Regions from separate parts of the Homo sapiens genome. Here region 2 is linked to region 1. The links are chromatin loops, found by intact Hi-C in ENCODE. Cell type or tissue: heart left ventricle. All regions are shown on one strand. Links, peaks and the distances in the headings refer to the core of each region. The heading gives the core; the rest is flanking DNA.

The links. A loop is a pair of places that touch in the nucleus more often than their neighbours do. Peaks named below come from ENCODE experiments on the same cell type or tissue, not always from the same donor. Only the 100,000 strongest peaks of a DNase experiment are listed, where the experiment ranks them.
Region 2: a loop joins it to region 1, with 3 times the contacts of the local background. A loop is called at or near these places in 50 of 110 quality-filtered maps.

What each region holds. Positions count from the first base shown.
Region 1 is chr1:17,666,917-17,672,479 of GRCh38, forward strand. The region is part of intron 26 of ARHGEF10L (Rho guanine nucleotide exchange factor 10 like); the gene reads left to right. Among named protein-coding and RNA genes, the nearest start is that of LINC02810, 48 kb to the right of the region's middle. RefSeq lists an enhancer at 1-633. In heart left ventricle, for the core only: no CTCF peak of the experiment used is centred there; a DNase peak (open chromatin) is centred at 3,082.
Region 2 is chr1:17,823,538-17,829,100 of GRCh38, forward strand. ACTL8 (actin like 8) reads left to right here. Exons shown (of 3, transcript NM_030812.3): 3 at 2,230-3,526. The coding sequence ends at 2,982. Among named protein-coding and RNA genes, the nearest start is that of ACTL8, 71 kb to the left of the region's middle. RefSeq lists an enhancer at 2,491-3,080. In heart left ventricle, for the core only: a CTCF peak has its summit at 2,764 (motif pointing left); a DNase peak (open chromatin) is centred at 2,734; H3K27me3 peaks cover 79 bases.

The DNA of each region.
Region 1 (5,563 bases), core at 331-5,330:
GAGGAAGGTGAGCGAGGAGCACTAGCTTTCCCAGGCCCTTTCGGGTCCTCTGACCCATCTGGGTCTCAAGCCAGGAAGGACATGTCTGACCCCTTGGCCTGCCTCTCCCAGTAGCCCCCAAGTGTCTGAGCACTGTCCTCACAGCAGGTCTGACTGCTCTGCAAGCGGTCTCCTGCAGACCCCCTAGCACAGCGTCTGACTCAGCCCAGGAGTATACTGGTGGACAGGTGCTCGGCCTGTAGGCCTAGTGTGCTGGGCGCCCATTCAGGGCAGTGGTGTGAGGAGGAAAGGAGGCCCAGCCTGCTCTGGGGGTCTCCAATCTGCTGGGGGAGACCCAGCCCTTGGGGCAACCTTCAGTCTGATGTGGAAGACACAGCCTGTCTTTGGAGGTGGGGGCTTCAGTCTGTGGAGAGAGACACAGCCTGCCCTTGGAGGGCCTCCAGTCTAACGGAGGAGGCACAGCCTGCCCTTTGAGGGCCTCTAGTCTGATGAGGGAGACCCAGTCCCTGTTCTCAATATTGGGGGGAGTGGGGCCCGAGACAGGAAGAAGCCGAGAACAGAGAAAGAATGGGATGGGAGGGTGCAGGCCCTCAGCCCCCTGTTGGTCAGAGGACATTCTCTCAGTGCTGCCAGTAGGAGAATTGGGGCACACCAGGTAGGAGGCAGCTCAGGAAACAGGAGGCAGGGTAAACTGAGAGGGGTTTCCAAGGAAGAATCTTTTAATGAAAGGGTCTGGAGGGAGGGGAAGCCAGAAATTACAGGCAGGGGCCTGCGAGAGCAGAGAAGTGGCTGCCGGCTGCTGGCAGGGGAGGTGTGAGTGGCGCGGCCCCAGGGCACAGAGCTGCCCCTGTGAGCTGGGCCTGTGGGGCTCCTCCCAGGCTCTTCAGGCAGCTCAGGAGCACTTGAGACTTCAGGAGTGGGTAGGACTGGGGAGGCGTCATTGAAGACAGCAGCCCTTGCCTGTGTCCCGGCCACTTCCAACTCCGGGCAGCTGGCACCCTACCCCCTTGGAGGTGTGCAGTTGGAGAGCAGGCTGCTTCAGACGGGACCGTAGCTGTGCCCCTGCCAAGCTATGCAACCTTGCATAAGTCATGGAGCCTTCCTGGGCCTCAGTTACTTCATCTGTAAAATGGAATGAAAACAGTACCAGTGGGGAGTTAGCAGGAGGACAAACCGAGAACATTCAAGCGAAAGGGCCGTTTCACACGGTCTTGGCACGTGGCGAGGGCAGGGTGAACATTATTTGCTGTCATTGTAATAATTTACCTATCTTAAATCCGCATTGCTGTATATGTCGTTTATTTGGAAAATCAAGCTGCTCCCGGGGTCGGTGTTGTCAGTGGGTGTGGGGCATCGAGCCCACACTGCAGGTCTGCCATCCTCTCGCCTCACTGGAAGACAGCCTTCCTCCTGCCGACAGCTGTCCAGGAGCATGGGACGGATGGCCAAGGGAAGGACAGGGGCCCGGGTCAGGCCCTGCCTGGCTCTCACCTGTTCTTGCCCCTTGCCAGCCGTAGTGCAGTCAACTCCCAGCCCACAGAGCTCAGCTCTGGCGTGACCATCCCTGGGGCCCCAATGGCCACCAGGCTACAGCACGAGGCTGTGATGATTTAAGATTAGTTCTGGACCAGCTGCTGTAAAGAAGGGGATCAATATGGCCTTTCACCTGCTTTGCACACCTCGGGGGCATCAGGAGGGCTGTTGGCTGGAGGGAGGCGAGATGGAGGAAGGGGTGGCCAGGGAGCCTCTGCAGCAGGGGCCAGAGGGAGCACACGCCCCCATGTGCAGCCAGGGAAATGGAAAAGTTTCTGTTCGCTGCGCGGTGCGGGCAGCTTGCCTTCAGTACACACAACCATTCGGCACAGTAACAAGGTGATCGCTATGCGTATTTAATAAGCCATGCTCCTGCTGCTTGGAATACAGGGGAAGCCGGCTCCACCTTGGCGCTGGAGATCTGGAAATGGCTCCGTCTGGTTGCTGCTAACGACTGCTTGACCTGCTCCTGGGCTGCCCGGCTCCACGCTCACCACAGTGGCCACTGCATGGCCAGCCAGGCCTGGGGGAGCCGCCTGGAGCCGGGGCTGCTGCTGCTCTCTCACTGGCTGTGGTCTCGTATGTGTGCCTAGGGCTCAGCATCTGTGGGCTGTGCCTCGCGTGTGATGTCTGCAGCAGAATGCCTGCCTTCAGAGGAAGGGCATTCCTTGCTGGCAGCCATGTGGCAGAATCTGCCCCAGGCTTGAGAAAACCCCCTATGGGGTTTGAGATTCTTAGAGCCGTTCAATGCTCCAAGCCAGGAGACCCAGGCATGTGCTTTGGCTGAGGTTGTGGCTAGCATGGCCCAGGACCAAATGTGAAAACACAGGGGCTTAATCTAGGACTGTGTTACCTCTAAGGGGCTTTTTCTGACTCCTCCCACCCTCGGGAAGTAAACCAATGTATACTGAGCGATTCCTTTGGACCAGAAATGAGTTTTGCGCTTTACCTATAGGATCTCATTTAATCCTCAAATCACGCTTTGAGATGAATACGATTATTCCCACTTTACAGATGAGGAAACAGAGGCACAGAGAGGTTAAGTAACTTGCCCAAGGTCACACAGCTAGAAGAGGCAGGGTTGGGATTTGAACACAGGCATTCTGAGTCTTAACCCCTGTGCTTAACCCACCCACCTTGGTGGGCAGAAGTCTCAGTTTCCTTGGGGTGCCTGGGCCCCCCAAAGCTTTCTGTCTGCGTCAGATGTAACTCCCAGGAGCTCCTCTTGTTTCCATGAGCACGCCTTCCGGGCCGAGGACTGTGTTGTGTTCATCTTTGTTTCCACAGTGCCTGGATCACTGGCATCTAGCAGGGGCTCCCAATTCCAGGCTCTCTGTATGAGGTGCTGGAGGCACAGAAATGAGCAAGGTGGGCTCAGCAGTCCAGGAGCTCGGAGTCCAGTGTGCAGAGACAGAGCTGGGACTGTCAGCTTCCGCCCAGTGTCATGAGACCAGGGACAGGGAAAGCCCAGGGGAGGCGGGATCCCAGAGGAGGCGAGAGGGGTGCCAGACCCAGCTGGACGCAGGACAGGAGCAGGAGACAGTTGTCTGGAGGCCAGGATCCCCGAGCTCGGCTATGCGGGTGAGTTGGTGTGTGACTATGAAGGAAGAGGGGAAGTGATGTTCTGGCCAGAAGAAAGCACCGCGAGCCACGCCTAGGCCAGAGGCAGCCCGCAAGTGGCCAGAAGGCCTCCAAGGGTGGGGCGCCTGAGCTGAAGACTGCCTCCCTGAGGCCCACATGGCCTGGACTCTGCGCCTTGTCCAGCTGGTCCCTGCTGGGCTGCCTTGACCTGTTTTGTGCCACCATCCCCTGCAGAGCTGGCACCCGCGGTCTGTCTCTGGGTTTTACGCTTGCCCACCAACTGCTTGTTCAGCTCCTTGATCCCAGCAGAGGCAGAAGCGAGGCCTGTTAAATAATAATGTCGCTCACCGGGGCCCGTGTCAACACCGCGTCCTCCGCGTTCATGATCTAGATCGCACCGCCTTCAAAGTCTAATCCAGTCGTTTGGAGTTCATTTTAACCGATTGCTGGAGGGGGAAGCTGGCTGTGGGATGATTGTTGCATCTTAATTTAAAAAAACTTATTGGGAACAGGCTGATAGCAGGCCTGCGGCACATGAGGTGTGCTCGGCTGCATGGAGGGCCAGTGCCCTGCAAGGCTGCTCCCTGACAAGGTGTGAGCTGGCGTCTCTGCCACCCTGGCTTGTGGGAGGACAACAGTAGTGACAGCGTGGGGCGTTGGGGACCCGGCTGGGCTATGAATACACATTATGCTATTGGATCTCCGCAACGCTGAGGAGTGACCCGCTGGGCCCATTTTACAGATGGGGATGTGGACTAGAAGCCAGGCCCTTTGGCTTGCAGTGTGCAGCCATGCTGGCCCCTTCCCACCACCAGGCCTTCACCTCTGTTGTTCCCTCTGCCTGGAGCACTGTTCCCCTCCTGTGTGGCTCTTCTTTAGCTTGGGTCTCGGCTTAACTGCCGCCTCCTCAGTGAAGCCACCCTGACTGCTCCAGCCGAGTCATCCCTACCCCTTCATGGTCTCAGCACATCACCCGGCTTTATTGCCTTCAGAGTGTTGGTCACTTTCTGCAATTATCTCCTTGAGTGCAGTTGTCCGTCTGCACCGGCGCCTCACTGCCTTGTTAACCAGTGAGTCCCAGGGCCGGGCACGGCGCAGCCTCTCAGCCAGTTAGGGGTGAGTGTGCCGGCACCTTCCTCCGCCACGGCGGAGCCGCCTGTGCAGGGCGGTCGCAGGGCCCTCGCAGGACTCTGCAGGAAGGTGAGATTCGGGGGGTTAGGCATTCTTTCTGCGCTGGGGCAGTTAGGGAAGTGTCCTGGGAAGAACTGTGCCTTCAAGGAAGTAGGGCAGGGAGTCCCCTCCCAAGAGAAGGGAGGGAGGAATTCGCAGAAGGGGCTTGTCCAGAGGGTCTGTGGCCAGTGGGGATAGTCCCTGCCTGGATGGCAGCCGGGGACAGATGGACAACAGTGTCACTCAAGGGTGAGAACCCTGCCTGGACCTGCACCCGCACCAGCCTTGTGGTGTTTCTATGGCAACCCCCTTCCCCCAAGCAGATTTTCAGCCTCCCTGGTGCAGTTGCAAGAAGCACAGGCCTGGGTCCTTCCTGGAAAGTGCTGGAACTCAGGGCAAGTGGCGTCAGCATTTGGACCCCAGGCCTGGTTCCTGCCTTGAGGGGCTGTGGTGGGGTTAACTGGGGCAGCCCCTCCCCCATTAGACCCGGGCTTCCCATCCTTGGAGAAGCCTGTCTGGACCATTTCACCTCCTACATACACCACAGCTACATGCTGACATCCTGGGGCCGGTTATGGGATTAACCAGACTGAAGCTGAGTAGGGTGGGACTGGGCCTGGCTGGCTCCCATTGTTACCATCCTATCCCCATGGCCCAAGGCCAGGCCTGACGCAGAGCAGGTGCTCAGTAAAGGGTGGTTAAGGCCAGAAGCCCCTCAGGGAGATGGGCTCTGTCTGTAATGTTTCCCCAAGTGGGGGGTGGGGGCATTGCAGAGCAGCTGACCGAGGCTTGGTTTTAACCGGCTTCGGAGCATGAAGGTGCTTCCTGAAGCGCGTGCGGTCAGCAATCTGCTCTGCATCTGATGCCTCCTGCCGGTACCTCTGCACTGGCCTCTCATACCGGCTCTCATGCTTTTTGTCCCTAAGCAGGACAGAGAAGAAACTTCTCTGGGCTCCTGAACACCAACAGCCCCTTGATTTCCCCTGCCCACCCCCCGCCCCAGCCGCCTTCCCCACCCTTAATTTTCATGTTTAGTGCCTAAACTTAGTTTGCATGTATTAGCTGTTGTAAATCTATCATACGAGTGTGATGCGGCATGAATAATGCATCACTGGGCTGTATTAGTTTTCTGTCTCCTATCTTATTTATGACATGAAACGGGTGGGAATTTGCAAAAGAGAAATTCAGGCGCAGGGCTTCTTGGGTAATGGTATGCAAATTGGCGTGAGGGTGAAAAGATGCACCAGGCCCTCCCAGCGCCCAGGAGCTGCCGAGGAGG
Region 2 (5,563 bases), core at 301-5,300, 160 kb after region 1:
TTCAGGACCAGCCTGGGCAATATAGTGAGACCCCTGTCTCTATAAAAAATACAAAAATTAGCCAGGTGTGGTCCCAGCTACCTGGGAGGCTGAGGTGGGAGGATCAGTTGAGCCCGGGAGGTCGAGAATAGAGTGAGCTGAGATCACGACACTGCACTCTAGCCTGGGCAACAGAGCAAGGCCCTGTCTCAAAAAAACAAACAAACAAAAAAACCCAACAGAAACCAACAAATTGCCCCACAAACATTTCCCAAGAACCTAGTGAATGCCTGGTGTGCCACTAAGCAGGGGAGCTCACGGAGGCCCCACCTGCAGACGGACATGCAGCAACCAACGTGCTTGGTGGAAAGGGGGTTACCAGGGAGACGTGGAATATTTGCTTATGGATTCCATAATTGCTGATACAGGCCATGTTCTGGCCCTCAGAGAGCTTCCATGAAGGGGTTAAGAAATAATTCCAGGTAGTGATGAGTTCTAGAACCATAATGAAATGGGATCATGGTGGACTGTTGGGGGTGGGGAACCTGTTTGAAGAGAGCGCTCAGGAAGGGCTTCTCTGACGGAGGTGATTTCAGCAGCAAGAGCGGCAAGAGGCAAATAGGATGGTGAGGTTGGAGGAGGCTGGGCCTTGTAGGCCTGGTAGGCTGTGGGGAGTGCTTGGATTCTACTTTAAATCAAGGATTGGCAACCCAGTGAGCCAAATCCGGCCCACCACCTATTTTGTAAATAAAGTTTTATTGGAACATAGCCACACACATTCATTTATATGTTATGTAAGATAGAAAGAGAGAGGAAAGAAAAAAGAACATATGCTCATTGCCTGGTAGGTAAAGCCCTATTATTATTTTTTAAATAAAAACTTTCCAAACATGAAGACAAAACAGGAATTCTGATATTTAGGGTTTGGCAGAGTGTGCTTTCATACGACAGCATCTGAGTTAAGTTGTTGCAGCAGAGACTGTTTGAGACCATACATCAAGTTAAAGGCTAAAATATTTACTATTGTAGGTTTACTAGGTAAAATACGTGATGCCTAGTTAGACTTGAGTTTCAGATAAATTACAAATAATGTCTTAGTATTTAAGTATGTTTCATATTGCATGGGGCATACTTACACTACAATATTATTTATTATTGATCTGACATTCACATGTAACTGGGCATCCTGTAGTTTTATTTGCTGAATTTGGCAACCCTTACTGTCTATCCCTTTACAGAAAATGCTTGCCAGCCACTGCTCTAAGTGAATAGGAAGTTCCTGGGGAGTTTTAAATGGAGAGTTTTAAATGGGGGAGTTGTATCTGATTTTCTATTTGAAAAAGAGGACCTTGGCTGCTATTTTGAGAAATGGCTGGTGGGGGGACAATTTTCTGAGAGTAGTAATGGAGGGAGCCCCCTCCCACTGAGGGGAGACGATGGGCTTGTGGGGGCTTGAAGAGGTGAGTAAGTGGCTGGGACCACAGAAGGGTTGACTGTTAGGATCTTTCTGCTTCTATGGGATTAGAACCTTGGGGAGGCTGCCAGAGCTGAGGAATGGGGGGCAGGGGGGCTTTGTAAAGATTCAGGGGGTGAGGAGCAGGGGGAGAAAACCAGCCCAGGGACTCTGGCAAACCCTAAATACCAGAATTCCGGGTTTGTCTTGACGTTTGTAAGGTTTTTATTTAAAAGAAAAAATAAGGCTTTTCCTGCCAGGCAGTGAGCATCTTTTCCCTTTTTTTCTTTTTTCTTTTCTTTTCTTTTCTTCCTTCCTTTCCTTTTTCCTTCGTTCTGGCGTCTTTTTTCTTGTCTGTCTTATCTTTCTGGTCTGTCTTTTCCAGTCTTCCTCCACTGTTTGGAGACAGTGGTGAATACGCAACACTTGTTTCTTTTCTAATCTGTTCTTCCTTCTAAAGAGGCGGTTCAGGCTGCACATGTGACCCGTGGCCATGTTGCTCCTGCAGCCAGTGTCCCAGAACCATTTCTTGCAGCCACAGAGCTCTTCTCACCTCTTCACCGAAGTGGTCTTCTGAACAGCCACGACCAGACAAGCTCCTGAGGGCAAACCCAGCTCCCCTTCTAATCCTCCAGAGCTGCTGCATTATCCTCACTGCATAAGCTCCAGGGGCCCTGGGCGCAGCATCCTGGGGCAGCCCGAGAGTCCCCCCGAGGATGGGGCTCTGTGCTGACTTCAGCTTTGACTGCTGAGCAGGCTGGGGGGAAATGCACTGAGTGAATTCTCCCTCGTTGCAGATCCTGTTTGAGTTGCTGCATGTCCCATCGGTCCTCCTGGCCGACCAGCTGCAGATGTCCCTGTATGCCTCTGGCCTCCTGACCGGAGTGGTGGTTGATTCTGGCTATGGCCTGACCCGCGTGCAGCCTTTCCACCAGGGCCGCCCCTTGCCCGCCAGCGGCAAGACGCTGGAGTTCGCCGGCCAGGATCTCTCCGCCTATCTCCTCAAGAGTCTCTTTAAGGAAGATTGCGATAGACGCTGCCTGTTTCAGCTGGAGACAGTCGCCGTGACTCAGATGAACAAGTGCTACGTGCCGCAGAATCTGGGGGAGGCCCTGGACTTTCGTGAGAGGCAGCAGAGTGCCTTGGATGAGAGCAACACCTATCAGCTCCCAGACGGCTCCCGCGTGGAGCTGACCCCCATGCAGCGGGTGGCTCCTGAGATGTTCTTTAGCCCGCAGGTGTTCGAGCAGCCGGGGCCCAGCATCCCACGGGCCATTGTGGAATCCGTGGAGTCCTGCGAGATCTCCCTGCGCCCCCTGCTGGTCTCCCACGTGATGGCCTGCGGGGGCAACACCCTCTATCCCGGGTTCACAAAGCGCCTGTTCAGGGAGCTGATGGGGGATCACGTCTCCTCCACCAAGGCCACAGTCTGGGAGGGTTCCAATAGAAACTTTAGTGTCTGGCTAGGAGCGTCCGTGGTGGCTCACCTTTCTACCTACCAGTCTGAGTGGATGTCCCGAGAGGAGTATGGTGAGCATATGAGGATGTGACCCTACTGGCTCACTCCTGAGAATGGGCTCCTGTTAGATGGGCACGGGCGGATTAATTTTAGCAAAATGTTCTGGGTGGGGGTAGAATGAGGTGGGGTGGGGTGAGCTGGCTTTGGAATTCTAGGGGCATGAGGGTATTTTTTAGGTTCTAAGGTTTTATCTTGTTGCAAGAGTGGGACCTACCCAAGGGGGAAGACAAGATGTCATCCTTGGAAACCCTGCAGGGGACAGTTTTTCCAGGGTGGCCTATCATTGGGGTATGAGTGGCTGACTGCCATCTCCATGCCTGAGAGCCACTGATTTTTCATTGGCATTTCCCCTGGTTTGTCTCATTCTTCTTGGTTGAGTAGGTTTTAACTGGGGTAGCACTCCTGCTAGGAGTCCCAATTATTTTTGACTAGGGGATGGGGGACAGTTGACATTTCTGGTCCTACAGGCCCTTTCTGGCCAGGGAGGCATTGCTGCAGGTGAGCCTGGGATGCCCTTGCCACCCGTGGTTGGATCTTGTTTTATATCTGCAAATAAATAGCTTGTTTGGAAGCAATGCTGGCTCCTGTGATGGATGGGGGTAGGGTGCGCAGCCCCTTGGGGAGACTTAGGGAGTGTAAGTGTGAGAGAGCCAGGTGGGGGCCAGGGCGGGCTCTGAGGTGTCTGGGGCCTATGAACAGTGGCTGCCACTGAGCAGAATAGGCAAGGGTCTGGACCCCGTGTTCTTTCACTGCCACATTCTATCCATCCATCCCAGGTGTCCCAATATTCTGTTTAAAGTTTCCCTTCTTATTCGTATTTGTTTGGTATATATCTGATGCATATTCAAGTACCTAGCATGTTTTAGGAGCTGTGCTGGACCTTGGGGACTTGAGAAAGATGTACAAGGTTTCTGGTTTCAAGCTTACAGCCTCCTGTGGGATCTATTGTAGACAGTATATAAGTAAACATATTTCTGATGATGAAGAATGAAATGAATCAAATGTGACACGGTCATGTGATCTGGAGGTGGAGGGATGGCCACTTTCAATGGAGTGGACTGAGATGAGGTTGCTAGGGACCATCAGTAACTGTGTCTTCTCCTTCCACGGCACACTGTGAGGCAATGCTCCCAAGTCTCCAGCAGTTATATAGGGCCAGGTGGCTGAGTTCTGGCTCAGTTGGCATGCACCTGACCTTAAAAATACTCCTTCACAGCCTGTGGGATGGGTCAATGGGGAGGACGTGTAAGCCCTAGGGGATGGATGGCAAATGCTGCAGATGGAAGGAGCCTGAGTGCCTAGGTGGAGCAGAAACCCCTGCCCAACCCCACCAACACTAGCCTGTGGCATGAGGAATCTATGTTCAGCCACTGAGAGTGTGGGGATGTTTGTTACAGCAACTGTTTTGCTTACTCTGACTAATACAGAGAAGGGAGCCACAATATACTATTTATTTAATAAAATGTGTTTTCTGTTAAGTGCCAGAACTGGGGTTTGAACCCAGCCTGGACTCTCAACCACAGTGTTATCCAGCTGTTTCTGAAAGGGATTCTTGGCTCCTTAATGTTAAGAGCTGGAATAGAGTAACAAGTGTAGTTTGGAAGACTGAAGCTCAAGGAACCCAGATATCTCAGGGCAAGTAGAGGAATTTGGAGGGCAGAGTCCAACTCACCTTGTCTTTGAACACATGAGCCATATTCTCATGTGTTTGCTCCCACACTTGAAGCATCAGCAGTCCCCAGGGAAAAGAGTGGGGGCCTGGAATAACAATTCTTAGGTAGACCAACTCAGAACCAGCCTGGTGCAAGCCCCAGACTTGGTGTCAGATTGAGTTTCAGGCTGGCCCTATCATGAGCTGAGCTGCCTTGGGCAAGTTATTTAACCTCTTTGAGTCTATCAAGTATAAAATAGGAAGTAATAACCACCTTCTCTCAGAGATTTGGAGTTGAAGATGAACTAAGATAGGGGATGAGAACTCACTTTGAAGCTGTGACGTGCTACTGAGGTAAGAGAAATGACTTTCAAGCTTTTAAGTTGATGTCACTCGCCTATTAAACATGAGTGTTAATAACAATGGCAGCTACCATCGCTTGCCAGGCGTTGTGGTGAGAGCTTTACAAATGGAATCACATTTAATCCTCACGTGCACACTGTGAAATGAGTGACGTTTGTCTCCACTTACAAATAAGAAAACCAAAGATGAGCGATGTTAAACACTTGTTCAAGTTCACACTCAAGTTCAAGCTAATCATGATTTGTCAGAGTTAGGAATGGATTCAGCATTCCTAGAACACTAGGCTAAAAGTGGCTGAAACAGATTTATTTGTCTCAGGCAACAAGTAGACACTCCAGGTGAACAGTGTCAAATCTACATCACCAAGGTCTCTCTTTTTCTTTCCATTTCTCCACCTTCAGCATGTAGGCTTGTTGGATTGTGGTCACAAAACAGCTGTGGCAGCTCCAGGCATCACCCCCTATATTTCCTGCAGGAAAAGGAAGCATGAAGGGAGTGTCTTATCTGGGTCTGTCACTTGCTATTAGAAAGTTGTCACCTAGCAGATTTCTGTTTGGCTCATTACTTGGAGGTAGCTGAAATAGGTGACACACAGGTT